7 separate regions of the Mus musculus genome follow, and all the other regions are linked to region 5. A link is a loop called in an ENCODE intact Hi-C map of the cell type or tissue named here. Cell type or tissue: left cerebral cortex. All regions are shown on one strand.

Evidence for each region. A loop is a pair of places that touch in the nucleus more often than their neighbours do. Peaks named below come from ENCODE experiments on the same cell type or tissue, not always from the same donor. Only the 100,000 strongest peaks of a DNase experiment are listed, where the experiment ranks them.
Region 1: it touches region 5 in a loop (2.3-fold over the local background); 13 of 42 quality-filtered maps call a loop at or near these places.
Region 2: a loop joins it to region 5, with 2.7 times the contacts of the local background. A loop is called at or near these places in 9 of 42 quality-filtered maps.
Region 3: a loop joins it to region 5, with 3 times the contacts of the local background. A loop is called at or near these places in 13 of 42 quality-filtered maps.
Region 4: a loop joins it to region 5, with 9 times the contacts of the local background. A loop is called at or near these places in 19 of 42 quality-filtered maps.
Region 6: it touches region 5 in a loop (2.1-fold over the local background); 3 of 42 quality-filtered maps call a loop at or near these places.
Region 7: a loop joins it to region 5, with 2.6 times the contacts of the local background. A loop is called at or near these places in 3 of 42 quality-filtered maps.

What each region holds. Positions count from the first base shown.
Region 1 is chr5:148,689,177-148,693,176 of GRCm38, forward strand. No RefSeq gene overlaps it. Among named protein-coding and RNA genes, the nearest start is that of 2210417A02Rik, 51 kb to the right of the region's middle. In left cerebral cortex, no CTCF peak of the experiment used is centred here; a DNase peak (open chromatin) is centred at 1,750.
Region 2 is chr5:148,331,115-148,335,114 of GRCm38, forward strand. Slc7a1 (solute carrier family 7 (cationic amino acid transporter, y+ system), member 1) reads right to left here. Exons shown (of 13, transcript NM_007513.4): 11 at 3,378-3,544; 12 at 2,776-2,884; 13 at 1-1,429. The coding sequence ends at 1,326. Among named protein-coding and RNA genes, the nearest start is that of Slc7a1, 67 kb to the right of the region's middle. In left cerebral cortex, a CTCF peak has its summit at 1,639 (motif pointing right); a DNase peak (open chromatin) is centred at 1,661.
Region 3 is chr5:148,705,793-148,709,792 of GRCm38, forward strand. No RefSeq gene overlaps it. Among named protein-coding and RNA genes, the nearest start is that of 2210417A02Rik, 34 kb to the right of the region's middle. In left cerebral cortex, no CTCF peak of the experiment used is centred here; DNase peaks (open chromatin) are centred at 1,761, 2,396 and 3,503; H3K27ac peaks cover 372 bases.
Region 4 is chr5:148,791,695-148,795,694 of GRCm38, forward strand. It overlaps Gm36405 (a long non-coding RNA gene), which reads right to left. Exons shown (of 3, transcript XR_377235.2): 3 at 2,623-3,107. Among named protein-coding and RNA genes, the nearest start is that of Gm36405, 16 kb to the right of the region's middle. In left cerebral cortex, CTCF peaks have their summits at 1,577 (motif pointing left) and 3,003 (motif pointing left); DNase peaks (open chromatin) are centred at 1,213, 1,569 and 3,003; H3K4me3 peaks cover 287 bases.
Region 5 is chr5:148,551,091-148,555,090 of GRCm38, forward strand. It overlaps Ubl3 (ubiquitin-like 3), which reads right to left and starts at 1,698. Exons shown (of 5, transcript NM_011908.2): 1 at 863-1,698. The coding sequence starts at 889. In left cerebral cortex, a CTCF peak has its summit at 1,712 (motif pointing left); DNase peaks (open chromatin) are centred at 427, 868, 1,210, 1,766 and 1 more place; H3K4me3 peaks cover 2,184 bases; H3K27ac peaks cover 2,317 bases.
Region 6 is chr5:148,612,639-148,616,638 of GRCm38, forward strand. It overlaps the pseudogene Gm29815. Among named protein-coding and RNA genes, the nearest start is that of Gm36140, 19 kb to the right of the region's middle. In left cerebral cortex, a CTCF peak has its summit at 2,273 (motif pointing right); a DNase peak (open chromatin) is centred at 3,521.
Region 7 is chr5:148,623,311-148,627,310 of GRCm38, forward strand. No RefSeq gene overlaps it. Among named protein-coding and RNA genes, the nearest start is that of Gm36140, 8.6 kb to the right of the region's middle. In left cerebral cortex, no CTCF peak of the experiment used is centred here; a DNase peak (open chromatin) is centred at 1,814.

The sequences.
Region 1 (4,000 bases), 140 kb after region 5:
AATCTCCTTTATGACTCAATGTATTAGCCTTTGGAGAACCATTACCTTGCTGGCCCTGTGATATTGCTGGGAGTGAAGGCTAGAGCCATGGTCCTCCCTTCTTTCCTTGTGGTCCTCATTTGTCAGCTTGCCCAAATCCCTAGGTCAATGTATGCTGTGCTCCCCGTGGTGGCCCGGTGTCCTTCCAGGTGTTGTAGGAGACTGAACAGGCCATAGCTGTGTACTCAACTGGGTACACCGTACACTTGGAGCCTGGATGCCCTTTAGTGCAATCTGGGAGTGGCTAGATACCGAACAGAATAGTAGAGACATGTAGCTGTGCTCCCTACCGGGACAAAGACACAAAGCCAGGCTCCCTGGGCATCCCATATCTCTCAGTTCCAGACGCCAGCAGAGCCTGCGGTAGGGGTGGCTGAGCAGTGGAGTCTTGGCTGTTTCGCTTAGCAGGTTCTCAATAGTGGATCACCTGGGAAGATTTAAAATGCCCGTGCCTTGCTCCCAGATATTGCTGGGTCTCTGTCTTACACATGCTTATTTCTGGAAGGAGCCTGAGACACTCATGCCTACTTAAGAGCAATCTACTGAGATGGGCAGTGGTCAAGCAGGTGATTAGCTCCTTGTAGTGGGCCAGGGAAGCAGGCTCTCTCAGGTAGAAGGAGCCCATGGTCTAGGGTCCGAGGCCAGATGTCTTCAGAATCCTCTCTTTGGCCTATCCAGAAGAGATGGAAACGAGAGAAGCATGCTGCCCTCCCACGTTAACGACTTGGTGGACACATGGCTGAAAGGGACACCTGTGTTTATGTCTATGAGCCAGAGATCCCTGGGCTAGTGGGGAAGAGTGGGCTCCAGGCACACAATTTCAGTTGCTTAGATGATTGTAGGGAGGTAAAAAACAAAAACAAACAAACAAACAAACAAACAAACAATTGTTCTTCTGGCTCTGACCCAGACCAGCTGCCTCAGGAGCTCCAGGCTCACTCTGTACTTTTAACATATCATCTACAGTTCTGAGACCTGGAAGCCACAGAGATGCCTCTTACCCAGTGGGACTGAAGGATGTTTCTAGAAAGCCGGCATAGGCCAGTGGACTCTGGGGGACCCAAGTTTCCTCTTGTGATCTGTAGACGTGAGATGCTAAGCCCCCACTGCTGGCCTCTTATCTGTCTAGAACACTGCCTGGGTGGTCTGTGCACAGCCCAGGGTGCTTAACCCCCATTCAGATAAAGCACTGCCTTGGGGCTTGCTGTGCTCCGAGCCTGTGGTGATCACGAGTTCTGTAGAGGCCTCCACCATAAGAAGTGACCCCAAATGACAGAAAATGGGAGAAGCCTGCTAGCTGGAGACGGAGCAGAGGGAAGCTCAAGGCAGAGATCTGAGCTCTGAGCTCAGCCTCCAGCTGTATGGATCACCTCTGCAACATAGGTCTACATACATGCATATGAACAATATCTACAATGCTCTTCCAAGATAAGCACAGTTGCCACGCCTGCTTTATAAATGAATGCACAGAGAGGTTAAGCAAAGCACTCAAAGTTGCACAGTCCACTAGTGCCCAAGGCAGGATTTGAAATCTGGCCCCAAGGTCCATGTCCTTGCCCGAGGTGCTCAGTTTGTGCTTTGTATCACAGGGATTAAATTAGAAAGCTGTTGCTGCCCAGTTAGGCAAGGCTGCTGCGGAGTAGACATTCCACATAGTTGGCTGTTCTTATTATACTCAAAATGTAGCTCTTTGCTGTCAAAATTAGAATGTCTCATTGTCCCGGGCTCTGGCAGCTTCTTGCACGTGGCTGGCACACAGTGGCCATGGACACAGAGCAGAATTCTTCCCAGAACTTCTGTTGAGCCCCCTCCAGACCTCCCCTCGCTGCTGCTACGGTGGCGCAAGGCCAGCCGGTGCCCCCCAGCCTCTGTCTGGGCAGCCTGCAGCTTGCTGTGTACTTTGACGCTTCCTGGCTTCCTCAGGCTTTCTGGGAGAGTCCCAGGCAAACCTCTCCAGCTCTCTCAGATTGATGGCCCTTGAGGGTCTTTCCTGTCCCTGCTTCTCCTGAGCAAACCGTCACAAACGAGTTCCTTGGAGTCTCCCGAAATACCGCTTCTTATCCTGAAATAGCGTCTCACGGGCCACACTAGTGTTTTAACGTCTCTCTCCTTTTCCTGGGCTGAAAATTCTAAAAGCCACAGTCTGTTGCAGTATCCCCAGAGACAGCCCAACCCAGTCTGGAGGCTCAGGAGACGCAGAAGCAGAGACTTTCCTTCGGGCTCTAGGGAGGGCACGGGGTAGCCCAGGGAGCAGGGATTGTTGTTAATTAGCCTGACCCTTACCCATCCAGTATTAGCAAGCCAGCCTCAAGACAGAGGAGCCCACACTGCTAGGTCGAGGCCTGCTCTGCCAGGTCCCCTCTGTTGCTGGTCCGAGTCTTCTAGATTCCTCACCCCCATTTTATCTAAAAGTCCCAGTATTAGGGCTGGAGAGACAGCTCAGCAGCAGCCAAGAGGACCCAAGTTCCCAGCAGCCACTTCGGTTGATTTACCGCCGCCTGTAATTCCAGTTCCTAGGAATCCTCTGGTCTCCTCTGTGCCTGCGTTCACTCACATACACCTAACTTAAAAAAAATAAATTGATAGGAGAAAAGTCCCCTGCGGAACACAAGTTCTAAACCCTGCCCAGTGGCTCTCTCCACCCTCTGTCCCCAGCAGGGGATCATTTCCTAGTTATTGTGGGTTCAGGTTTTAACCCAGCTCTGGATGCCCAAGCCAGAGGGGTTCAGTACTTAGAGGACCTCTGAGAGCCCTGGAAAGATGATAACTCACATGGAGGCAGGAATTTCCAAAGATGTAGCTTTGGGGGACAGGACTGTCCTCTGAGCCAAACAGCTGCCACTTTCAGGACCCTCTGCTGAACCTGCTCTCAAAAGATGACAGTTGGGCTGAAGGTCCTGAGTTCAAATCCCAGCAACCACATGATGGCTCCCAACCATCCGTAATGAGATCTGACGCTCCCTCTTCTAGTGTGTCTGAAGATAGCTACAGTGTACTTACCTATAACAATAAATAAATCTTTGGGCCAGAGGGAACGGGACTGGAGTAAGCAGAGGTCCTGAGTTCAATTCCCAGAAACCACATGATGGCTCATAACCATCTGTACAGCTACAATGTACTCATATACATTAAATAAATAAATCTTTTTTAAAAAAAATCACAGTTACTCTTGAGTCCTTATCTTCAAAAGGGACGGGGTGGGGAGGGCCATGCCATCCTCACTGAGTATCCAGACACTCCTTCTAACCAGTCCCATTTAATTCTGCCTTAATTGTGTGAGGTCTGGGGGTTTGGGGAGGGTCTAGGAGCTTTGGTTCTCAACCTTCCTAATGCTGTGAGCCTTTAGTACAGTGAGTGATTTGTGCTATCATGACCTCCCCCAACCATAAAATTATTTTTAGTGCTACTTCATAACTGTGATTTTGCTACTGTTCTGAGTTGTAATGTAAATATCTGATCTGTGACGCCCCCTCCGGGGGTTGAGACCCACAGGTTGAAAACAGATAGAGTAGAGGCTATACAGGCAGGGAAGGACTAGAGGAGTAGTCTACACACACAAGTACGGGGTCAGCCATCATCCATCCTGGGAGGGGAAGATGTTGTCATCTTCTCCAGGAAAGGGATTTTAAGCAGCACATCTTCAACACAGAGGTGTTATTTCTCCACAAATGCATTGCTGCTAAATCCCAGCAGGTACACAAGATAAACCCAGCTTCCCAGAGAGAGAATGTGCCGGAACTGGAGCAGAAGAGGGAGTTTTCTGCTAGAGACACCAAAAGGTCTGGGCGGCGTGGGTGTGTCCTCTTGGATGTGTGCCTGTGACTGTGGTGTGCTCAGGTAAGAAATTAGTCTGCCCCAGAGAGCCCGATAGAGGAAGCTGAAAGGTGCCATTACACGGAGCGGTCACATCCAAGGCACAGCCATCCACTTGGTTCTGAACAGAGGGCTTCAGGGCCACTCA
Region 2 (4,000 bases), 220 kb before region 5:
GACTAAGACACTAGGCTTCGCCACCCCAATATGGTGGAAGGGGGATGTGGGGTGGGGGAAGGGCACCCTGCTGGTTCTGAGAATCCACCAGCACTCTCAAGCAGTTTCTATCTACAAAGAGTAAATGAAGAGGTGTCAGCCCTCAGGCCACACCCCGAGAGATATGGAGCGTGGGGTGGGGGAGGGGAAATGAAGGGGAATAAGGTCCAGGCCAGGGTGGAAATCTCACCAGCAGCAGGCAAAGGCACCACAGCTACAAGAGGAATAGCAATAGGACCCCAAGCCATCTCCTGCGCAGGCCACACATCTTGAACCGCAAGCTGATATGGCAGTCGGTAATGATTTGGCTATCTTCCAAGGTAACATTAAGCCCCAAGTTAATCCAGTGGAGTGATTCACAGCAAGCAGCAGGGGGAGGACTCCGCAGTACTCCTTAGATGTAAAAGGCCACACAGATCACGTCAGTGGCCAGAAAGGCGTCACCACCCCACATTGAGTGCCACCTGTCTGAAGAACTTTAGAAGACCCGAGAGAATGAAATAACCCTACGGATACAGCCTTGTGTTCCAGTGACTCAGGACAGTGGGGACAAGGCGCCAAGAGCAGCAAAAGCCAACCCAGGCCTGCTAGGAATGAGACCAGAGAATGTCACCCTAGTCCACGCGGGCTGAGCTGGCCGTCTCATCTCGACACTACTGGTCACTCCAGGGATCTCCCGTCTTCTGTGCTCGAGATGAGCGGCTCACACCTGAACGGCTCACACCGTGCTGTGTTCTGCACAGATGCTTCTGTGCAGACCCGGGACCCCATCCTACCACCCCAGCCAGAAAGCAGTAAGATGTGGGCCTGTTCCTCCTCTTTAGGTATTCTGTAGTTGATGGGCTGTCGGGCAGCACTGTTGGGGCACATGCTTCCTCGCTGGGATAGTCTTGCATCTTGTGGTCAGGAGACTGTCCTGGGCTGACAGGGAGAGGCTCACTAGCCATCTGGAGTGTGCACATGGGCGATGCCAGGGTGGTCCCAGGGAGGGAGGGAGGCCTGCTTCCCAAGTGAGAGGAGAAGGGGGCCTCCCTTCTGCTGGGGCCGCAGCAGCGAAGCGCCCGGCCGGCCGGCAAGGAGAAGGGCTGCTTTCTTTGTTCAGAGGGAGATGAGTAAACCAAGGGACTGTCCAGAAATGACCAGGATCTCACGAGCTGGCAGCAAACCAGCTTTGGTGACATTGGGGGTGTGAGCTGATCCTGAGGCATGAGTGGAGAGATTGTGAGGGTCCCAGGCTTCTACGGGCACCCGTCAACCGCTGTCACCCTGGTGGGTGGGGCTGCACGTCATTTGCACTGGTCCAAGTTGCTGTCAGGAGTCTTTGCCTGGCCAGCAGCCAGGGACGCTTCCTCACTGTGCCAGATCCCATAACCGAAATAGATGGTGAAACCTACGGGGGAAAAGGGGACAGAAGGGTGAAGAGTGCAGGCAGGGCTGCCAGACCCGCAGGGGGGGCCCAGGTAGACTTCGACACCCGGAGAGGCGACACACGGCCCCGGATGGGATTAGCCAAAGTCACTGTCCTGCTTGCACTGTGTATATCCTGGGCGGTGCACAGGGGCTTCCCTGAGCAGCAGGCTGGGTGGAAGGTCACAGAAGACGTTGAGCTGTTTTCCACCACTAGGTGGCATCAGAGTACCAGAGAGACACTGTTCCTTCCCAGGTTGGGACTTCCAGCCTAGACTGGCTTAGTAGCTCTGATTTTTTTTTTTTTTCCTAAGTAACCCATTAGACTGAAGGAGACAGTCAACAAGGGCCGTACACAGTATTGACCCAGCATCCAGGGCTCTCCACATCTGCAGTGATGCTTTAAAGGACTGACCCACAAGGGACTGTGAACACATGGCTCAGGGTCACCTGTGCAACCCACACAGGAATACAGTCCCGAGGGCTCACCGGCCCAAGGCAGGGGGAGTTTAGGAGAAGACCCCATACCTCCACCACCAAGAAATGGGTCACAGTGAGCTGTGGGCACCTCTCTAGACTTTGAAGCCGAATGAAGACAGGTCCCTGGAATGTACAAAGAAATAAGGCAAGGTGCTTCTCACGAGGTTCCAGGGTCTCAGGGCCCAGGGTCTCCTAGGCCATCAGACAGAATGAGAAGGCCTGAAACCAGCTTCTACAGCCCCCAGGCCAGATGCCTGGGGTGGAGATTGGGAACAGAGTGGCACACTCTTGGTAGGGAGAGACACAACATCAGCCCTAGTGAGGGATGGCCAGCATCCAGGCAGACAACTCCGGACTAAACTGTACACAATCCCCAGGTTGCTCAAGCCCCGATTGTCTCGAGAGCTGCCGTTCCATCAAGAGCTTCCCAGCAGCTCCCACACGCTCGTGGTCCTACTGGCAGAGGTACTCGGAAGAGCCCAGAGCCAGGTACTGGGCAAGTAGGTGCAACTTAGCCTTCCTATCCAGAGTAACTGGTGCTTTCTTAATAACTATCTCTCTCACCTCATGCTTTTTTAACTTCAAGATATGCCTGGAGAGAGAACTCTCTTGGGCAGCCGGCTATGAAAGGTATCTAAAGGGGAAGGAGATTCCACAACGTGTCAGGAGTTTTAGAGTAAGCCACTGACAACTCCTGTTTCTCCATGTTGTCTGAGGTGAAAGGAGGCGGGTTCTGCTACATTAACTAGCCAGTCAGGAAGCAGGAGGGGAAAACGCTCGGCCTTACAGAGAGAAGCTGGGTATCGAATGCGGGTTCACCCAGCAAAGCACACACCATCCCATACATACCTATCAGCATCCACACTGCAAACCGGACCCACGTGCCCTGGTCCAGCTGCATCATGAGATAGATGTTCACGAAGATGCTCAAGACAGGAAGTACGGGGACAAAGGGTACCTGCAGAGACATGAGGCGCCATCAGATCTGATGGGAGGTGGCAAACTCAACAGCCCACTCCAAAAAGAATTGCCCAAACATTCCTCATAAAGAGACTAGAAGAGGGATATCCATTTTATCCCCAAGGTTAAACTATGTTGATATTGTTATTATTATTATTATTTGTTATTATTATTATTATTATATTAAATTATTAAAACTGCAGATACCTTGGGTCACCTCCAAGGCCAAACAATGTCAGGCAATTCATCAGGATATTTAACAAGAGGCCCTTAGAGACAGGGTATGCCCTACTAACTGAGGACTGGGGAGACATAGGGGCTCCTGCTTAACAAGACATTTTGTGCTCTGAGGGTCCCTGAGGTGAGCTGGCCAGACTGGCCTCCCGAAGCTCCCAAGTCTGGCCGAGCCACAAAGGTTCAGCTTTCTTACAGAAAAAAACCACGCTCTCGACCTATTGGTATTTTTCCTGCAGGCCTGCCAAGCTGCTCACCTTAAATGAGAGCTTGGTCTTGCTCTCAGGCTGTCTCCAGATGATGCCTGTCACCAGCATGCAGAGGAGGACTGACCCTGTCATTACAAAGACTGCCCACAGTGTCCCTTCGGCCAGGGCCTCTCTTCCAAGCACGGCCACAATGCACACGGTGATGATAAGAGCGGCTGTGAGAGAGGAAAAGAATTAGAATTGGGGAATTATATATATATATATATATATATATACACACACACATATACATACACACACATACACATATATATACATATATACACACACATATATACATATATATACACATACATACATATATACACACACATTATATGTATATATACATACATATATACATAATACAATATGTATATGTATTTGAAGATATATATTTGAAGATATATATACACATATATATACATATATACATAATGTGTGTATATATATATATATATATATATATATATATATATATATATATATATATATATATATATATATTCAAATCCTCCAAAAGGAGACTGCTTCTGTGGAAAGAGAGGCCCATTGGACATGCAAACTTTATATGCCCCAGTACAGGGGAATGCCAGGGCCAAAAAGGGGGAGTGGGTGGGTAGGGGAGTGGG
Region 3 (4,000 bases), 150 kb after region 5:
GAGTTGACAGCCAGAGATAATATTCCACCTAGACTCGCTCCCCAGGGACTTAGCTCCTCCAGCCAGGTCCCACCTCTCAGGTTTTCACCGTCATCCAAAACAGCACGCCACGGATCCAGAACCAAGGGTTCAGATGCGTCCAAACCATAACAATGTCACATTAACCTTGAAATTCCTGAGTATTATAAAGATTATTTTTATAATATCGAATAAAAATATTTTTGAATTTCACAATGAACAACAAATAATTTCTTAGCAGTGTCTCATGAAATATCTGGCATGTAGAAGGAACGATTTGTTTGCCTGAATTCAAATTTTTAATTGGGCTTTTAGAAGTAGCCTGCATCAGGCTGTAGAGATAGCTTAGTGGTTAAGAGCGCTGACTGTTTTTCCAGAGGTCCTGAGTTCAATTCTCAGCAACCACATGGGAGCTCACAACCATCCGTAATGGGATCTGAAGCCCTCTTCTGGAGTGTCTGAAGATAGCTACAGTGCACTCACATACATAAAATAAATAAATAAATCTTTAAAAAATAAAATAGCCTGCATCTTACCTGGCAAACTCTATCTCTATATCAATCCAGGTGGCCCGGTGGCCAGGCAGACAGAACTCTTATCTGGCCTGAGTCACTTAGCCATAGCCTAGATCCAAGGGGTGAGGTCAGACTGACCTGACTCCAGGGACTGGGTGTTAGGAGGGGTAAAGCTCCAGGCAGCCTCAATCCTGTGCTACTTAACCTGAGAAGACAGCTCACTGCTGGGCCAGCCTGAGTGTCCAGGCGAATTATCCCATGTGGTCAAGAGACAGTAAACACCAGATGCTGGTAGATCTCGGGGTGGAGTTTAATGCCGGTCGATCATTTACAGTAAACTGCTTTTAATAAGTAGACACACACTCTGAAAGAATGGAAGGAAAGCATGGAAGATGCATAAACTAGCAGTCTAGCTATTTACCAGCGCTGTCAATATTGTGTACTGGACATAATTATATGTCCTAGGCTCAGATACATCTGGCAGTGTAGCCGGCGGGTGGATGCCAGCAACCCATTAACACACACCGTCTTGTGACCTTATGATGTCTGTGGCATCACACCAGGAATTTCCCAGAATCCCTTAAACCTTATAGGATGGAGATCACACGGATCATCAGCTGTTGACGGAAACATCAGATATGCTGTGAGTCTGCCCTAGACAGTCAGGCTGCTGTGGAGACTAAACATAAACCCAGACAGCAAGAAGGCCGAGGTGAAAGAGAACGGCATTCTTGTAAACGTGTCCTGCTTCCCCGACACCCCCTGAACACAGAGTCTTTCCGTCTGCTTCTTCTGGATCCCATGTGCATTATCAGCCTGTGGGCTCCTGTCTCCTCCACAATCCCGTTGCAAGGCACAGGGCGAATCTTAGTGTCAATGACCGAATAGCGGAATGAAGGACACACAACCCGTTCATTCCTCTGCAGCAAAATTTAATTATTCCTAGGATACAGGCTTCTTCTGACAAGACCCTCAGAGCATCTGTGTACCATGATGATGTTCTGGTGGCAGCAGGGCAACAGCAGGAGCTGCCCCTGGCTTTCTCGCAGCGTCTTCGGAAAACACGCCATTAAAGCTGATGCTATGTGTGGGCAAGAGAAACGAGCGAGCGTCAATACCCCGATTTAGGATCTCTGTATAAGGAAGCTGGATCCTCAAAGGCAGAGCCACTCTGTCAAGAGCACAGATAGAGTAGATGGAAGCTGGCTGGCTGGGGTCCCTGTGTGGAACTGGCTCCACCACTTCCTAAGAACTGCGAGGTTTAGCTGAGCTCAGCGGATCTCTAGGAAAAGTTGAAGTGTGTGGACAGCTTTTATCTCTTGTGAAGTAAAAAATTTTAAAGTGTGTGTGTGCACGCTCACACACGTATGACCACAGAGGCCAGGAGAGGGTGTTGGATCCCTTGTAGGGGGGATCACAGATGGTTGGTTGTGAGTTATCTAATACAAGTACTGGGAACTGAACTCAGACCCTCTGTGAGAGCAGTGAGTGCTCTTAACTGCTGAGCCATCTCTCTGGACCCCAGTAATGTTTTCTTAAGGTAGAGGATCTGGCAAAGGGGGTGGGGTGGGGTGGGGTGGTTCCTAGCCTCCCTGCCATCCCAGGAGTCCCAGGGACTGATGGGAGTAATGGAGGTGGGTGTCTGGAAAGGGGGGCTATGGGGGTAGGGTGGGGGGTGGGCTATCTTTGCAGTCAGCATAGGGTCCTCACTAGCGCTACTCAGAGGGCTGCACCAGGGAGACAGCTGTCAGACCACTCACCCAGCACTGTGGGCTGGTTATGGTAATTTTTCTGACAAATCACAGAGGAGAGCTCAGAAGGGAAGAGCTCTTGTTCCAAGTCACCGAACAGTCTCACATATGCTCAAAAGCCTTCTCTGTACAAATAAAGGAAGTGCCACTAACTCCACTTTCCAGAGGAAAGTGACTCATTAATTGCTTACCCAGAGTCACTGGCAGAGCTGAGATTGAAAGCTCGGATGAAGGTCTGATGCCAAAGCCCTGAGTGGGGCCCTGGTGTAACACGGGGATGGTGAGGAGGGAGCTAGGTGGGACTGACAGCTAGTGTGGGGCCCTGGGTACCAGCCAGGAATGTGGAATTACACTAAAGACTCCCTTCGGGGCACAGCAAATGACTTTTTTTCCCCTCAAGGCCAGCAGTGAAGAACAACTGATTACAGACTGAGCTACAAGCCTCAGCCCCTGACTGAGGCTGTCACAGCAAGGAAGGAGCCATGCTGGAGGGTCGTGTGCAGAGATCCCTACAGAGTGCCACGGAATTAATTGTGCATCTTTAATGGAGTGCATCTTTAGCTGACCTAGGGCCCGATTCTTGCCCTTAAAGAGTAAATAAAGTCCTTAAAACTAGCAAAAGGTGATGTGAGGTCCAGTATGTAAAAGGCACGTCGCTCTTGACGCTTCGTCCTTTAACAAGATACCCTGGATGTTTTTTGGATGGCCCTCAAAGACTTTAAGGGGTTACCACATCCAGATAAGAGGGACTGTGGTGCTAAAAATATAGAAAGGGCTTGTGGAGGAAGATCTGGGAACTTTAATGGAAAAGCCTGCCGCTCTTAAGTAAAAATAAGGGGACCAGAGAGAGGACTGAGAAGCCCCAGCCCCAAGCCCAGCTTTGTCTCCTGCCCCCAGTGAGTGAATTGACTCTCTTTAAACCCTAAAAGCAAGTGGCTCCAGTAGATGGAATCCCAGGAGCACCCAATCCGAGGTGCAGAGGAGAAGCAGGGCGGGGCAGAGATACCTGGGGTGGGGGAGGGGTCTCTGCAGGTGCCACCACAGGAAGCACTCTCCTCTGTCACCCGTCCTGATGTGGCATGATTGGTTTTTAAAGCCTTTTAAACCCTATTTTTACACCGAGCACATTTCTCTTCTCTTTCAAAGGAACAAAGGGATCACACAGCCCACATGCCCTTCAAACTGGCAGCTGGGGAGGAAAGGCAGGGTGCAGATCTGCAGCCACAGAGAGCTGGTTCCCCCACGTCCGCCTCCTGCATCCGACAGAAGGGCAGCCAGCAGATGCAGGCTCCGTGGAGCCACCCATCCCGAAGGTTTCCAGTGCCCTGGCAACCAATTATTACAGTGGCATTCAGTAGTTTAGGGAAGGTTAAACCCCTGTCTTTCTCCCAGATACTTAGATGACCCTGGTCAGAAAGTCCGGTGTCCTTCCATGTGACCAGGGTGAACCCACTGTGACATGCTTTACCTGCTGTACGCACACACAAGTACTCGAAGGGTTTTATTACATTGGCATCTGCATTGCTTAAGGAAAACAATCTCCTTTCACTTTCTGGGTTTCTCTTAAAATGGAAAATATTAGCACTATTACTCACACAGTTATTTTAAAAATGGAAGGACAGATGATTCATCTCCAACTCCAGAGATAGAGAGTAAGTATTGGGGTGACTTCTCTGAGCCTTTGAGTTTTGGTCTCATTAGGAGAGACACCTGGCC
Region 4 (4,000 bases), 240 kb after region 5:
CTTCCAGACACCTCAACCTGCCTGCTGACTCTAAGCTTCCAGAAACTTCCAGCCTGCTCCTTGCTGGGATGAACAGCTCAAGTCCAGAGTCTTAGAGTAATTGTATTCGCCAGGCTTCTGAACTGCTGACACGGAGTAGGAAGGACCCAGTGTCCAGCTACCAAAGGAGCAAAGGACACTCAGAGGCTGCTCCCGGCCCCCAGCAGAGCCCCTGTTAAATGTTTGCTCTCCCTGGCCTTGATGTACCTCCATATAAACAACAGCTGGACTCGGGCAGCTTCTGTTTTGCAGGTGGAAGGAGTCGGCAAGATGGAAAAGAGGAAGCAACAGGCTAGTATACGCCAGGAAACACAGCACATAACACTCATAAGGGCCTGGGGTTCTGGCAGTCTGGCCTCTGCGTCTGTAGTCAGGACCGCAGCGTTGACTAGCACGGTTGTGACAATCTTCTGTGATGCTTTGGTGCTTCGGCATAAAGGCACCCATTAACCTGCCCATTAATACAAAAATTAGCATAAGTGAAGGAAGACATTGGACCAAGGACCTAGTCTGTGACGCTCACTCTGATGATTACAGAGGCTTGTACAGAGAAGTTAACAGGTTTCAGATGTCACTTGGCTTATAGTCATTGTTAGAGAAGATCCTCATTAACAAGGTGGATATGAATTCTCACTTAAAAGAAGAGAAATGGAGGCACAAAGAGGGTTTTCTGGTTCTGTGACTCAATCAAAACCTTGCAGGAAGAGCTAACACCTCTAAGGGTTGACTGGAGAGAAATTAATAAAGATGTTTCCAGAAGTTTACAGAGATAGACAGAGGCAAACCAACCCCTGGGTGTCCATGCAGGAAGCTGCTTCCTACTGAAACCTCAAGGGGCAGGTACAGAAGGCGATGCTAAAACCCAGAAAGGGTTCCTAGTAGAGCTGGGGGTGGGGTGCTCCTGGTGGGAGCTGGGGGCCCAAAGGGACCTGCTCTTACCATCAGGAGGAAAGGGGAACCAGAGGAATAAACAAACACTGCGACTCTTCCTCCACGTAGCTGAGGTGGAAACAAGATGTCAAGGGAAACAAAACCAGTTCTCCGTGCATGGAAGGAGAAAGCCAGAGAACAACCGTCAGGGGAGGAACGATTGGAGACTGCCCAATTTGTGTGGTGACACCTGCAGCTTGGGCAGGGAATCAGTGAAGGATGCAACTTTTTTTTTCAATGGACAAAGAAAACGGAGGGAGGAGCTGTTGACGAAGAGCACGCCCAAACTTGACTGCAGATCCAGCTGACCAGTTCCGGACAGCGCTTAAAGATGCAAATCAGCTACAGACCTAACCTCACTTCACCCAGCAAGCTGGGCAGAGGCAAATATCTGGGTCAAACAATAGCCTAGAAAATAAGTAGATAAGAATCTAAACAGGTCGTTTCTGCTGCAAGATCCTGACATTGCAAAGCTCCAACCCTAAAGCTTCAATCAACAAGGACTGAATACATGTTGAATGAATACATTCTTCATTCAAACCAAATCCAGAGCCTGATGCATTTTGCCTGCTCCTTGCCGCTACTTAGGGCGCCACCTCGTGCCCATTTGCCTGTACTACACCCTCCCGCTTAAACCTTCACTTGGAAAGGTTTGTTGATAGAGGAGAGAAAAATTGGCTTCCAAGACAGACATTTTTCTAAAGCGGCTGATTTATAAAGTGGATTTCACACATTATTTTTCTTGAACAAAACTCCAAACACATGACTTAAAAACAATTACTTAAGGCAGTGTACCTAGTGTTTGGATATTTCTGTTCAACAACTGCTTTTAGAAAAAATGTTTACAGAAATTGGTTCGTTTGCATAGGAGATAAAGATAGCCTGCACGTCTTGCAGAATGTGACCTCATATACCTAAAACTTATTTAGGCCTCTGTTAGGGACTGAATGGTATCACATTCCCCCACCAAGATTCACTAGTGCTTCCAAACGAACATAACTCTGAGATGAGGCCCGTAAAGAGATTAAGTCCAAACACACCTTTTAGGGTGTCCCTATCCAATGTTAACGATGTGTTTATGGGTATTTTATTACAAACACGTAGGCACAAAGGGAGATGAACACGATGAGAAGCCATGAACGGGCTTAGGAGAAAGCAGGCTGCCTCTACATCCATCTCCATCTCCAGTCTTGTGGGAAGGAGCAGGCTAGAGGAAGCGGGCAATCTGCGGCAGCCTAGGTAGCATAATCTAGCTCTGATTTCTCTCCTAGGCAAGGTGTGCGAAGACACAGGAGACCCTGTCTCGGTGGAGGGAGTTGAGCTGCCACTAAGTAGGCTCTTGCCAGAGATTTTGGCCTCTGTGAAAAAAGAGTGGTCCAGCGAATTGGGAATGAAATGCCTTTGGGGAGTAGGGGGGTCCCTAGCACAATGACTGGCTTGCAGCACCTACTTCATGCTCTAGGATCAGCCTTAGCAAGAGTGTGGGCACAATGGTACCAGATTTCCCACAAGGAAACCTGTTCAGACCCCCTCTGGACCTTATGTAGAGAAAAGGGAAGCTGGTTACTGAGTGTCAGTAGAAAGCGCCCCCCCCCCTGCCCGCAATCTGTGGAGAGCTGAGAGACTTGCTTCCAGACAAGCGCCTTGAGGATGATGGCTTTATTGAGGGCACACACACAGTAACCTGGGGTTAGAAACATCGAGGAAGGAAAGATAGGTGGACTGAAGCAAACAAGCAAGGGAGGGAGGCAGGAAGTGTGCAGGGCCTTAGGACTGGACATGGGAAGGCCTCTGGAGCAGGCAGCCTCCCTGGAACCACAGCTCAGCTCAGCTGCTTCCAAGATCGATGCCTGGGCAGGGCCATTTCCTCATCCGGCGGCAGGCGGCTGGCGGCAGGTGGCGGACGGCGGGGCCATTAGTGACTCTGTGACCCACTCGCCGCCTGCCCATCAAGGCCCTCCTGAGCCATGGTCACCTGCTGTCCTGCTGCACTCCAGGTCTGCAGAGTCCAGGTGAGAACAAGGGCGCCCCCTGGCGGACGTCACTTCCCTGCCGTTTTCCCGGATGTTAGGGCTGTCCAAGGTCTTTCCTTGTTTTGAGCCAGGAGAGTTGAGGGTTTTGCCACTGGGTGCAGCCATCTTGGTGGCCAGGTTCATGCAGAGCAAAAAGGGAAAGAGAGAAGAAGCAATAAAACTTACTGAGAAGGGCAGGCCGACAGAGTTCCACCGGGCACAGATGGAACCACGTTGGCTCTGTCCTGGAACCCTGCTTTCCGCGTCAGGAAATGAATGAGCTACAGTTGCAAGCAGTTTCTTTACATATGTTGGATAAGTGATGCTGCACTTCACAGAGGTTTTGGAATGCTAGAAGTTGGAGGAAAAAAAAAAGTTAAATTCAGACAGCTAGCCTAGTTCATTTTCTGTTGCTGTGATAAACACTGCAACCAAAAGTAACTTGGAGAGAAAAGGGGTTATTTTGGCTTACGGGTTGCTGTCCATCACTGAGGAGAGCCGAGGCAGAAACTAAAGCAGAGAGGTAGGCTGCTCTCTGGCGTGTTCCCCAGGCTGGCTCACCTTCTTTCTTATATAGCCTAGACTCACCTGCCCAGGGATGGTTGGACCCTCCTACACCAATCAGCAATAAGACTATTCCCCAAAGACGTGTCCACGGGCCAATCTGATGGAGGCAAGTCTCCAAGTGAGGAGTCCTCTGCCCTGATGTATCAAGTGATGCCTAACACCATGACATCAGAGTAAAACATTAATCTGGAGTGACATCTATTCAGGCCTAGCAGAGCCCAGGCTGGCATTCTATTTTCTGAATAAAATATAGAACGGTGGGAAACCCCTGAGAATTTCAGCCACCCCAATAGGGTGGCAAGGACTTCATTGCCCTAAAACTTCCTCTCACGGATATGCAGGCTGCCCAATGGAATCTTTCAGAAGGTGAAGCAATACAAGGAAAGTCTGAGTCTAAGAAAATGAATGTCAGGGATGGCTTTCAAGTGCTGGGGAATGAACCCATAGCCTTG
Region 5 (4,000 bases):
TCAACACACTCGCAACCCTAACATTTAGAAACCAAAGGAAAAAGCCTCAATAAACAATAGCAGTTTTTGTTTCCAGTTCTCAACGCCCAGTGATCCAGGCTCAATAAACATGCTTAACTGGCTTAAAACAAACAATAGACAAACAAAAACCTAAAATGCAAAACTGTTAATTACTTGGTACCAAGAAACCTTGGAATATCTATATTTTAAAAAGGACGCTTTACGCCATAAACCTAGAATTGAAAAACATTTAAATAGCTCCGGTTGTCATAGCTGTTCGTTCAGCTAGACGTTTCGAAGGGCTCACAGCAAGACTTTTTCCAAAGAGGTGCGCCGCTGCCCCTGAAATGTATCAAGTGTGCACCTACGTCTGAACGATCTTGTCTGTCACTGAGCCAGACAGCCTCTTCCTACCCTAGGTATCCAGCTCGCCGCCCGTCCCCGGCCGTGTCCACACAGCCCTTGACGTTTTCCCGAAGCGTTTAAATCCAAGCCTTGAAAGCCTTCTAGCAATCGGGAAGGAATTTCCTCCGCTTCCACTGCATTTCCCTGCCTCCGGCGACTTAGGAAACACAACCGAACCAGTGACTCCCAGTGGTTTTAAAAAAAAGAAGAAGAAAAAAAGAAAGAAAAAGCTGCAAAACCACACCAAAAACCAGTGCTTCCTAAAAGAAAAGGGGGGAGGGGGGCAGAAGAGCCAACTTCTCCAAAGCCAAGTAGATTGGCTTTTCCAGAAGTGCCCCCCATTTCTCACCCCCGCCGGGCCCCAGAAACCTTCGCCCCGACGCCAGCGTCGTCTTCCGATTAAATAAGATTGGAAACCACACTACAATCCGAACGTCGGAACTTATCGTTCACTTACCATATCCGCCGGGACATGACTGGACATCTTGCCTTTTGAGAGTGGGCCAGAGGTTTACGCAGAAAACAAAACAAAAAGCAAGAGCAGAAGTGCTGGAACTACGGAAAAAATAAAAAAGAACCTTCACAATTCTGATCGGTTTGTGCTGAGCTTTTCCCAAAAATGAAAAAAAAAATAAAAATTAAAAAAAAAAGTAGAAGTTACGTGGGAGCACAAGAGCTTCTGGGGCGAGAGGCGCGAGGGGAGCCGATCGTCAGCAGCAGTAGCAGCTCCAGGACCCGCCGCGCCAGGTGGACAGAGCCGAGTGACACACGGACATGGAGCGGGGTGGGAGGGGGTTAAATGCGCCGTCCTCTTTCCCCGGCCCAGGCGGTGATTCACACGCGCTCGCGACTCAGGTCCTCATTAAAGCCCCGGCGACGAAGTGTACAGATAACTATGTGGCTACACATCGAGCGCCGAGCTGAAAGCGGCCGGGGCCGCCGAGAAGCTCAGCGCGCGCCGCGGGGCCGCACAGCCGGGCTGCGCGCAGCCGCGCTCAAGGGCATCGACCTCGCCAGCCGCCGAGCCGAGCCGAGCCGAACTGGGCCGAGCCGAACCGAGCGCAGCGCCGGGGGGGCTCAGGCCGCGGGCGCCTCAGCGCAGCCGCGCCGGTCGGGCCGCATCGCGTCTGGGCTCCGGCCGCCTCCGCCTCGCTGCCTGCCTTCCGCAGCGTCTTCCGGGGGCTCCTCCCTTAGCTTGGGAACAGCTCCCCCTCAGAGCCCTGACTCTCCGCCTCCTCCTCCACTTCTCAATCCCACACGCCCCGGCCGCCTCCTGTCATCGCCTCAGCCCAACATGGCGGCGGTGGCCCCTGCTGGTGCCCGAGAGCCGACTTGGGAATAGCGCCCCCCACCTCCCCCGCCCCCGTCTGCGCTTGTTCCGTTCGTCACAACGGAGCCCTCTCGGAGCATCATGGGAAATGTAGTTTGTGCAGGTGAGGGGAAGGGGCCTCCGGGGCGTCCTTGCCCGCATCGATGCCACGCCCCCGCATAGCAACAGTTGCTAGGAAAGGATAGCGCCCTTGTCTCGGTTCAGTTTAGAGGCTCTTGCTCTGGAGTCAGTCCCTACCTGTGTCCAGAAATGCCATGATCACGCGGATTGTTGGAGGAAAACAACTTGCACGGAGAAATTCCCTCGCGCACTGTGTAGACACAGTTAAAATAGGACACACCGTGGTGCAGAAGCATGTGTTTTAATCATTGCAAGTTCTCCACATCCTGCAATCTCAAACCATTTTATTGAGTGAGTTAATCTTTAGGTCTCCTCAACATGACAGTTTGAAGATCAGAAACAATCATTGATTTCCAATAAGGCCGTGGAAGTTCAACAGAAACAAGACTCTTGTGAAGCAGAGGCAATGTCTGAACACACGTTTCCTGAAGTCCTAGGGCCATAAAGCTGCAATCCGCTTAATTGAAATGACCAGAAACTATATAGTGGTAGTGGAGACTACATGTAGATTCACCACTTCCCAGCCTAGCCCCTGTTTGACCCGGTGACGTAATTGTATTGTGAATTTAAAACAGCATAATATAATGCCGATGCTAGAATATTTAGGTGAAAAAATAATGTCTACCACGGATCTAGGATCAGAATACAGAAACCACAAGTATTCAGTTGAGCCTTATTCATATCTCAGACCTTTCGGAAGGGCAGTCTCCACACGATACTATTACACCCACCTACAGTTGTGACCTCACCTAAAGGCAGCCTTGCCTACCTTCCAGGGCTAAAGTCTGGGTGCTGTTAAGGATGATTTCATGCATGGCACATACATCGTTTTGTAAATAACAGCACATCTTCTGACGTGAACGGTGGCTACTCATCCTCTTTCTCTCTCGACGCACAGGTGCACCACAGGCTCTGCGGCCACTGAGAGTTCAGACGTGAGCTATGCAGTCCCTGTTGTCTAGGAGCCTGCGTCATTCCCCAGAACCATCTCCCCAGTCACGTGTTCCCTCATCGGACGGGAACTCACGGGACACTTCAGAGGACCTACTTGTCTCTTGAGTGGCGGCCTGGCTGAAGGCATTCCATACACTCCTAGGAGCCTACATCACAGACCCAACTCCCTAAGAATCCAAACGTAGAGGAAAACAGAGGCCCAGGCTCACCCCAATGTGGCTTCCCTATTTCAGCATCTGTGGGTTCCATGGTTTTCTACTCTTAATGTAGTTTCTCTCCGTGTGTGTTTAATAAGCACAGAACCCTTCCCCACCATGAACCCTTCTGGAAATCCAAACAACTGAAGCTTTTCAGTCCACCAACAGATTCTGAAGGAGTACTGCATTACCATTTAAAGATGTTTACCACGTTAATTCCCCATGCCACACCTACTCTCAGCCCCCTTTCCCATGCCACGCCTACTCTCCTCAGCCTCCTTCCCCCTCCCCACCACCCACCATGGCTCTGACAGACCTAAGTGCTGTTGAAAGGCAAGAAGCAGAAGTTGGCAGAACGAAGGAAAGCTGTCCGCCAGCCCCATTGCCAGGGATGTAATGACCCCTACTTTGAGCCCAAAATCACACAGCATGTCTTCTACGGGATGCTGTCTGCCACTGCCCCTTCTGTATAAGGCCGCGCCTTTTAAAAGTAAGCTTGCTGCACCTGGTTGCATTTCTAACTACTCAAATAAGACAGGCTGAGATGTTATTATCCACAAAACTCGTTGGAACCCTCTCCTGACATAATTCAGGCATGAAGGAGCACTGCAGAACACAAACGGATTTCTCTGCCGTGCTGCCTTTACTGTGGAGCGTGAAGTGAGGGGCTGCAGAGAGGAGCCTGCCGGGGCACAGCAGGGAAGGGTGACACCATCCGTCCTCGAATCTATTGTCAGCATCACCCGGGAGGCAGTGGATGACACAGCAGTTTTGATATGGAAAAACTAACCTCACAAGAAATCAAAGAGCTAACTCTGCCGCGAAGGCGTCTTTGCTGATCCCCTCTGCCTCTCTGACGCTCTTCCGCACTTCCGGGGAACTTCATCTAAATCTCTAAGGGCCTTTCTAAGAATGGATGATGACACCGCGGGCCCCTCAGCCATAGCTGCTGCTAAGTTCGTAGAGCTGAGAGGGGTTTTCTGAGGCAGAGTCA
Region 6 (4,000 bases), 62 kb after region 5:
ACTATGGCAGAGGCTGCTCACCTCCTGACAGGCAGGAGGCAGTAGAAAGGCTGTGCTCGAGGGGTTTCTGCTTTCCCTCCTGTATCCCACTCAATTCTTCCCATCCTATGGATGAGTGGTACCTACATTCAGGGCATGTCCTTTTGTATAAGGTAGTCCTGCCTGAAAACACCCTTACAGACACCCAGGGGTGTGCCTCTCAATCTAGAGACTTCCCAACCTAACCAAGGTGCCCATCAAGGTGCTGGATGCCTTACCCACCATTTACATCAAACATTAGCTTGATGACGTTGGCAATGGTTCTCTCCGTACAAGGTCCCGTTTGGAGATGTGCAGGGTAAGGATGTGAACGAATCTTTGTGGGAGGTACAGTTACACTCACAATGCTATTTACTAAAATCTTCCAGTGACTCGCTGAAACAGCTCATCTACCAAGCTGGTGGCTAAACACACAGTGATGACTTAGAATCATAAACCACAGACCCTTGCAGAAGGACCAAGAAACTGCTGATCTCCCTGACGCCACCCAGCTTCAGCTTCATGCGGTGCATGGGTGGGAGACATGTGCTCGCTCACCCTTGACCGGTTTTTTTTGGGGGGGGGGCCACACTTTTAATCTTCACCGTGTGAGGAATTACAAGAACAATAAATGAAGCCATATGTTGAGCAAAATTTCCTTTATACAAAGCATTAAAATACAATTGCATGTCTAAAATGAAACCATAGGTTTACAGTTGAAGTCCTTAAGTAAACTGAGCTAAACGCTATGCATTAAGGAGAAATCAATGAGGCAAATGGGTGAGTGAAAACACTCCCGAACTCCCTCATTTCATCCGGGCATCAACCCCACCAATTTTTTCATCCTTTTCTTGTACATTATTCTGTATCCACATTCTCTGCCTCTGATTGGATCCCTGGATTTTATTTCACTTTTGGTGTGACACTCTCCACAAATATCTATCATTGGCTGCTGCTTTGGTGGTTGAACATCTTTCTGGGTGTCCATTGTTAGTGCCTCCACAGCCAGAAGAAGCGTCCTTTCTCTGAGCACGCAAAAGCATCTTCCAGCGCCCTTGGCCTTTTTGACTGGAGCTTTCCCCATAGCTTCCTGGTGATTCTCTTGGTCTTTTTTTTTTGTTTTTTCTCCTTAAGGTTTATTTATCTTATTTTCAGTGTATGGGAGTATTTTGCCTGCATATACATATGCTCACTTGCACACACACACACCTGATGTTTCTGATACCCAGAAAAGGGCATTTAGAGTCCCTGGAACTGGAGTTACAGACAGTTGTGAGCTGCCATGTGGGAGCTGGGAATCGGAACTGAGTCTAAGGCAAGAGCAGCCCTAACCACTAAACTACCTCTCCAGCCCCGTCTGGTCTTTAAAGCAACACTGAAGCCAGGCTTTCACGGCATGAGGATGCAGAAACAAAATAGTGCCTGTCGAAGACTAGCTGGGGGCTAGAGAGATGGCTCAGTGGGTAAGAGCACTGACTGCTCTTCCGGAGGTCCTGAGTTCAATTCCCAGCAAGCACATGGGAGCTCACAACCATTCGTAATGAGATCTGACGCCCTCTTCTGGAGTGTCTGAAGATAGCAAGCACTGGGGAGGCAGAGGCAGGAGGATCCTGGTCTATAAACTGAGTTTCAGGATAGCCAGGGCTAGATGGAGAGACCCTGCCTTGAAAAACCATAAATAAATAAACAAACAAATAAATAGATGAAAGACAAGAAATAAAATTAAATGTAAGTAAATGCATTTTACTAGATTCCTTCACTGCTTAAACTGTTCTTATTTACTTTGTTCTCTTGATGGGGTCTCTCTGTGTGGACCAGGCTAGTATCAAACTCAGAGATCTGCCTTTCTCTGTTTTCCGAGAGTGCTGGGATATGCCTCACAGAGCCCGGTCCTGTTTGGATTATTCTTGGCTTTGAATCAGTGGTTCCTTAAACCTAAACTTCATCTCCCACCAGCCCACTTGCTGCACCCCGCAAATCTCACATATACCCCGGCTCCCCTGGACAGTGGCACAATCGCCACACATGCAAGGTGAGTTCCTCTGGCAGTACAAATGAAACAGGTTTTTGTTAGTGTGATAGCATGACCTCACAGTAGACTGAGAGCTGGCAGACTTTAGAGTCTCCTGCTGACCTAGTCTACTTTTACACTAGGAGTTTTTTTTTTTCCTTTTCTTCTTTTAAGATTTATTTATTTTATGTATATGAGCACACTGTTGCTGTCTTCAGACACACCAGAAGAGGGCATCAGATCCCATTATAGATGGGTGTGAGCCACCATGTGGGTGCTGGGATTTGAACTCAGGACCTCCGGAAGAGCAGTCAGTGCTCTTAACCACTGAGCTATCTCTCCAGCCCTGTACCAGGAGTTCTTAAACCTTTTTGTAAATATAAAGATGTTCTAGGCCCTTATACTTGACGAGTAGAGTAGAGACTGGCCCTCCCTTTGCCCCTCTTCTCTCTTGCTATCAGTCCGCCATCAACAAGCCTCGGGTGTGATGGTGGATGCCTGGTGATGAGCGTCGACTGTGGTAAATCCCTGGATAATAGTTGTTACCATTTATGGGTGCCAGCAAAATGACAACTCTCTGGGTGGGGCGTGCTAGCTAAAACCAAGCGATCAAAACTTCCAACTTCCCTGTCCGTGAAGTAATCTTCTCATGTCGTCACTTCCGGGTCGAAGGGCACAGGCGCCCCGTGAGCTGCCATGTTTGGCTTCCAGGAGGTCCGAAGCAACTGGAACAGCCCACCTTTTGACAAAATGACTGAGGACAGAAAGTATAGAGCACAGAGGACAATTTTCTCAAGCGAGTGTAATAAACACTGTGGAATGTCAGAGTGAAATAATAGTAATGAAGAAATGGCTTCAGGTGTAAAACATAAATTCTCAGAATTTGCATATGCCCAAAGGCTCCATAGTCAATAAGCGTGATCAAAAGAAAATTTCCCCAGGGAAATTAATATCTATTGGTGCTACCTCTGAGCCAGTCAGAACTGCTAAAAGATTGCTGACCTGATCCAAAGGCTTTCCTGCACCCGGATACATGTGATTGCATTAGGTTGAGAGATAATCAATCATGCACTTATTTGGTTTATCATGATCAAGTATATTCTTCAGGACTGATGGGCTTTATCCATGCACTTTTAACATGCAGAAAAATACTCTATTTTTTTAAAAATCAAGTCTTTTATTTAGGTCTAACCAAAGTAACATAATACTGTGTAGGGACCCATGACCAGGGGTTTCTGAGCCTCACTGTGAAGCGGGGTCTCCTATTTTTACATTCAGAACAATGAGGGGCTCCCGCAGAGGAAAGCTGGCCACAAGCATGTATTTAAACAGCTGGCCTGGCATTCAGAGGCGAAGCAGTTAAAAGCACAACACAGAATCCAATCAGGAGCAGAACCAACGTGTTCCCCTTGCGCTGCAGTGAACAATGCGGTCCCATGAGCGGTGGGGGCTGCTGTGATCAGGAACTCAAAGTCACCCCCGTCTCTGTGGTGCCTCTCAGAGCCTCCCCTCAGCAACCTGCCCCATCTGGCTTGGTTCCACACCAGATGGCCAGCTTCTCTCATCCGGTGTGGAGGAGGAGTCTGGGAAGGCCAGATTCCCCTCTGCACTGCAGCATCTGAGGGCAGATGGACTTAACACGGCTTTTGAATTCAGTTCTGAGGCCTGAGGAGTGAGCTCTTCTTTTGCTGTCTACCTTTTTCTGGGCCTCTGTGAACTTTGGGGTGTCTGGCTAGGAGCATTTAGGGTCAAGGTCTCAAAGGGCAGCAAGAAGTGTCAAAGCCCCATGTCTAGATGCTGCTGGACTAAGTGGGGGTCAAGGGTGGGGGGGACTAAGAAGTCTGTACTCTAAAGGACCCTCAACTCCGTATCTGCTTCTGGCAGGGCTGAGGGATGATGCACAGAGGGCTAGCTGACAGGAAAACAGGTTATGTCAAACCCCTGTGCCCCTCCCCGCTCGCCCTGGCCCAT
Region 7 (4,000 bases), 72 kb after region 5:
GTGAAAAGCCCTATTTTGACCTATCTGATTAATTCAGCAAACATTTACTGGGGATCCGCCCCACACCACCCACACTGGGGATGGTCTGCCTCGAAATACCAACAGTAGCTTCAGTGTGGGCGATAGCAAAGGAGTCCACTATAGAAAAAACCAGAAGCCATGTTAGACTGGGGAGGTGGAGGGCAGGGGCCCCTAGTGAGAAACCTCTCATCCTGGCCTCCCTCAATGGTTTTCAGTCTTTCTTAAAACAACAACAACAACAACAACAACAACAACAACAAAACAAGATTTGCTTTATAGTTTTTACTTCTATGTATTTGTGTCAGTCAGTGTGTGCACTGAATGCAGGTACTGATTGAGGCCAAAGTTGGGTCTTCCTAGAACTGGAGTTATGGGTGGTTGTGAGCCGCTCATTGTGGGTCCTGGTAATTGAACTCAGGTCCTTAGCAAGAGTGGTATGTGTTGCTAATGCAAAGCCATCTCTCGAGCCGTCATTCTGAATAGGAAGTGCCTGTGTACCACCACCAGACCAACCTCTATCTGCTAACTAACGTGAAGCCCAGTGAACTGTCCTCTTTACTTGACTCCACCTAACCCCGTGTCTAGTCATAGACAGCATAATCCCCATACGCCGTCTTCGAAGCTGCACCAGACAGGGTGAGCCTCACCTACTGAACCTGGTTTCAAGGGAACAGATTCTTAAAACAATTGCCCATGAGACATGACTATAAAATGAGCCAACTCTCCCATACTCCAACATCAAGCAGAGCCATTCAGAGGTGACCCCACCCCTCAGCTTGGCCCAGCACAGATATCAAACAGTATCACCAAGCAGGAAGGGGTTGGAAAATATAAGCCAAACAAATAATATACAAATAAAACAATATCAATAACTTAAAGATACAGGAGAGCCGGGCGGTGGTGGCGCATGCCTTTAATCCCAGCACTTGAGAGGCAGAGGCAGGTGGATTTCTGAGTTCAGGGCCAGCCTGGTCTACAGAGTGAGTTCTAGAACAGCCAGGGCTACACAGAGAAACCCTGTCTCGAAAAACCAAACCAAACCAAACCAAACCAAACAAAACAAAAAGCCACCTCCAACAACAACAAAACTAAACATACAGGAGAGACAGGTGACAAGTCTTTCCTCAGTCTCATAGACAAGATAATGATACTCAACGATACCCACATCCAAAATCCTAAAACCCATGAGTAGACGTCAGTACTTGGGGAGGCAGAGGCAGGTGGATCTCTATGAGTTCAAGGCCATATTCATCTACATAGAGAGAGAGACACACACACACAATATAGCTAGGCGTGAGGACGGAGGAAGGAGGTCTTGAGAGGCTGCAAAGAACAAGGAAGTGGGTGGATTTTTCTCTGGATCTTCCAAAAGGGGACACAGACTTGCCAACCCCTTGATTTTAGCCCACAGAGATCCTTAACTAGATGCTAGCCTACCGCTTTGCTGTATTAAGTCGTTGAAGCCGTCGTTTAGGAAACGGAGTCACTTGGAACGTCACTTCCTGTGCCTCAGACACCAGGCCTGCTCATTTGCATAAGTGTATGCCTCTAGAGTTGGTTTCACAGAACCTTCCTGCTCACCCGGCCCTTATGCTCTGTGATAGACTGACTGATCTTGTTTTACCTTTTAGAGTCCAAACTCTTCACAGGAAGACCTGAGATATTTACTGTGGCATTTCTAAGTCCAGCGTAGTGCCTGCCGTGGGGGAGATCCAGCAACTCAATGGAACCAGTGTACGGAAGGAGCCCAGAGCTGCACGGGGCTTTCTGGGGCTCTAACAGGACCTCCAAAGGCAAGCATCAGAGCTTCTTTTCAGACACAATGAGGTCAAGTCTGACGTCGTCATTGATGTATGTATATATGTCATGTTGAATTGAATTACTGTTAACGGTAACCATGACAACGAGAAATCTCATTCTCGTTGCGGAGAACAGTGAGTTATTCAGACCTTTGTACAATGCAACCCCAGGTCCCTTTTCATGAGGAGCGTTGACATCGTTGACAATTCTCAACAGCTCTTCCTATGCGGTGCATTGACGGTCCTGGAAAAGGCAGGCAACCCAGGAACAAAGCTTTCCTGGGCTTGCTCCTTCTGAAATTACAGTTTATTTCTGGAAAGGAACGGCCATTCACAAATTCTCATTGTTAGGGAGAGATGTTGAAGCTGCTTTTTGCAAAGGCTGAAAGTACACATTAAGAGTATAAATACCATGACCTCTTCCCCCGTGCGCCATTAGTTAATTGTATTCAACTGTTAGAGTCTGGAAGCAGGTGGACATGGAATCCAGAGAAAGCCACCCCAGCTTCAGAAAACACCCAGAATGCCCCACCCTCAAAGTGACCCTTTTGGACTTTCCATGAGGTTCATGCAGTCCCCAGAGCTGTCAATTCTCTGCAAGTGGTGGTTTGTTCCTTATACTTTGCAGTGGTAAGGGTCTCCTGTGTGGGCTGCAGAGTTGACTCAGTGGTTAGGAGCACTGGCTACTGTTGTAGAGGACCTGATTTTGGTTCCCAGTACTCACATAATGGCCCCCAACTGGCTCTAACTCCGGTTACAGGGGATCTGATGCCCTCTTATGATCTTTGTAAGTACCAGGCATACATTTGGTATGCATAAATACATACAGGCAAAAATACACACATAAAATAAATAAATTGTAATTGATGATGATGATGACAATGACGGATGTGTGCATTTCCAGGCCAATTGACTTTCCTTCTTGGGACAGGATATACCCCTGACAAGTGATGGACCTAAATTTGTCGCCAGAGGCAGAGAGAAACAACTCCTCTTTCTCCATATCACAGTAGTCATCTACTACAGATTCAGGTGACTCGGGTGTGCCTCAGGCACTGGCAGATAGATACAGGATAAGTCATAAGCAGTTAACAGGAAGTGGATGATAAGCTCTGAGATCTGGTGAGCTGCCCCACCATTTTCCTCCCTGGTTCATGTCTCAGTGCTTCTATGACTCTAGGTCTCTGAGAGCAGCATATTGAAATCAGGAACTGCCTAACAGGTGACTAATCTATTTTAACTGCTGTGAGTTAATGGGACTGGGAAAGACAACGCACGGACTGGCAGTTGAAGCATTTAGAATGATCCCTATACCACGACCAGACATATACCTGGTGAGGGGATATAGAACCGAGAGGCTAGGGTGAGACAGCAGCAGGAGTCTAGGACCTGCCAGTGTCCCTCCTTGATGAGAAGACTGTGGTGGTGCAAAACTTCATTATTCCCTGGGAAAAGTGAGCCTTGCCAAGAACAAGCTGGGCAAACCTGTTATTAACAGCCAGGGAGGAGGAAGGCCTCACTTAGCCCAAGTAAAAAAGAAAGGCAAGATGTGGGGGACTCTAGCATCATACTCTATTCAGTAGGCAGCATCTTGAGTGCAGCATGCTAGTACAATGTGTAACCCAAGTGGTTGTGGGGCAGAGGCATGTAAGTCAAGTGTTTGAGCTCAGCCTGTGCTACAATTGACCAACATCTGTTGAGGAGGAGTCTGAGAAGCAAGAGACAGTGTAGGAGAAGGAGCTCTCAGAACTCCTTCATCAAGACTGGATCACAGGATAGGGGATTGTTCAGCGGTAGTGTTTGCCTGGCATGAATGAGACCTCAGGTCAGTCCCTGGCATAAATCAGGAAAATCCAACGAGCAAGAAAAAGGGATGAAGATGAACGAGCCATGTGCGAGAGGAGGAAAGGTGAGCTGTAGAGAATGTGTCAGCTGCGAGGCAAGCAGCAACATCAGGTAGACTTGAGAGGTCTTGAGCCTTGAGAGCAAGAGGTTTGCGTCAGCAGCAGCGGGGTTCAGAGGAGACGGGGTCCTGTGGGAAGTGCCTGTTTTCCATGAAGATAATATACATGACTACTCAATAAGACAAAAAGGCCACCAACAGATTGGGAAAGGATTTTTACCAATCCCAAATCTGATAGGGGACTAATATCCAATATATACAAAGAGCTCAAGAAGCT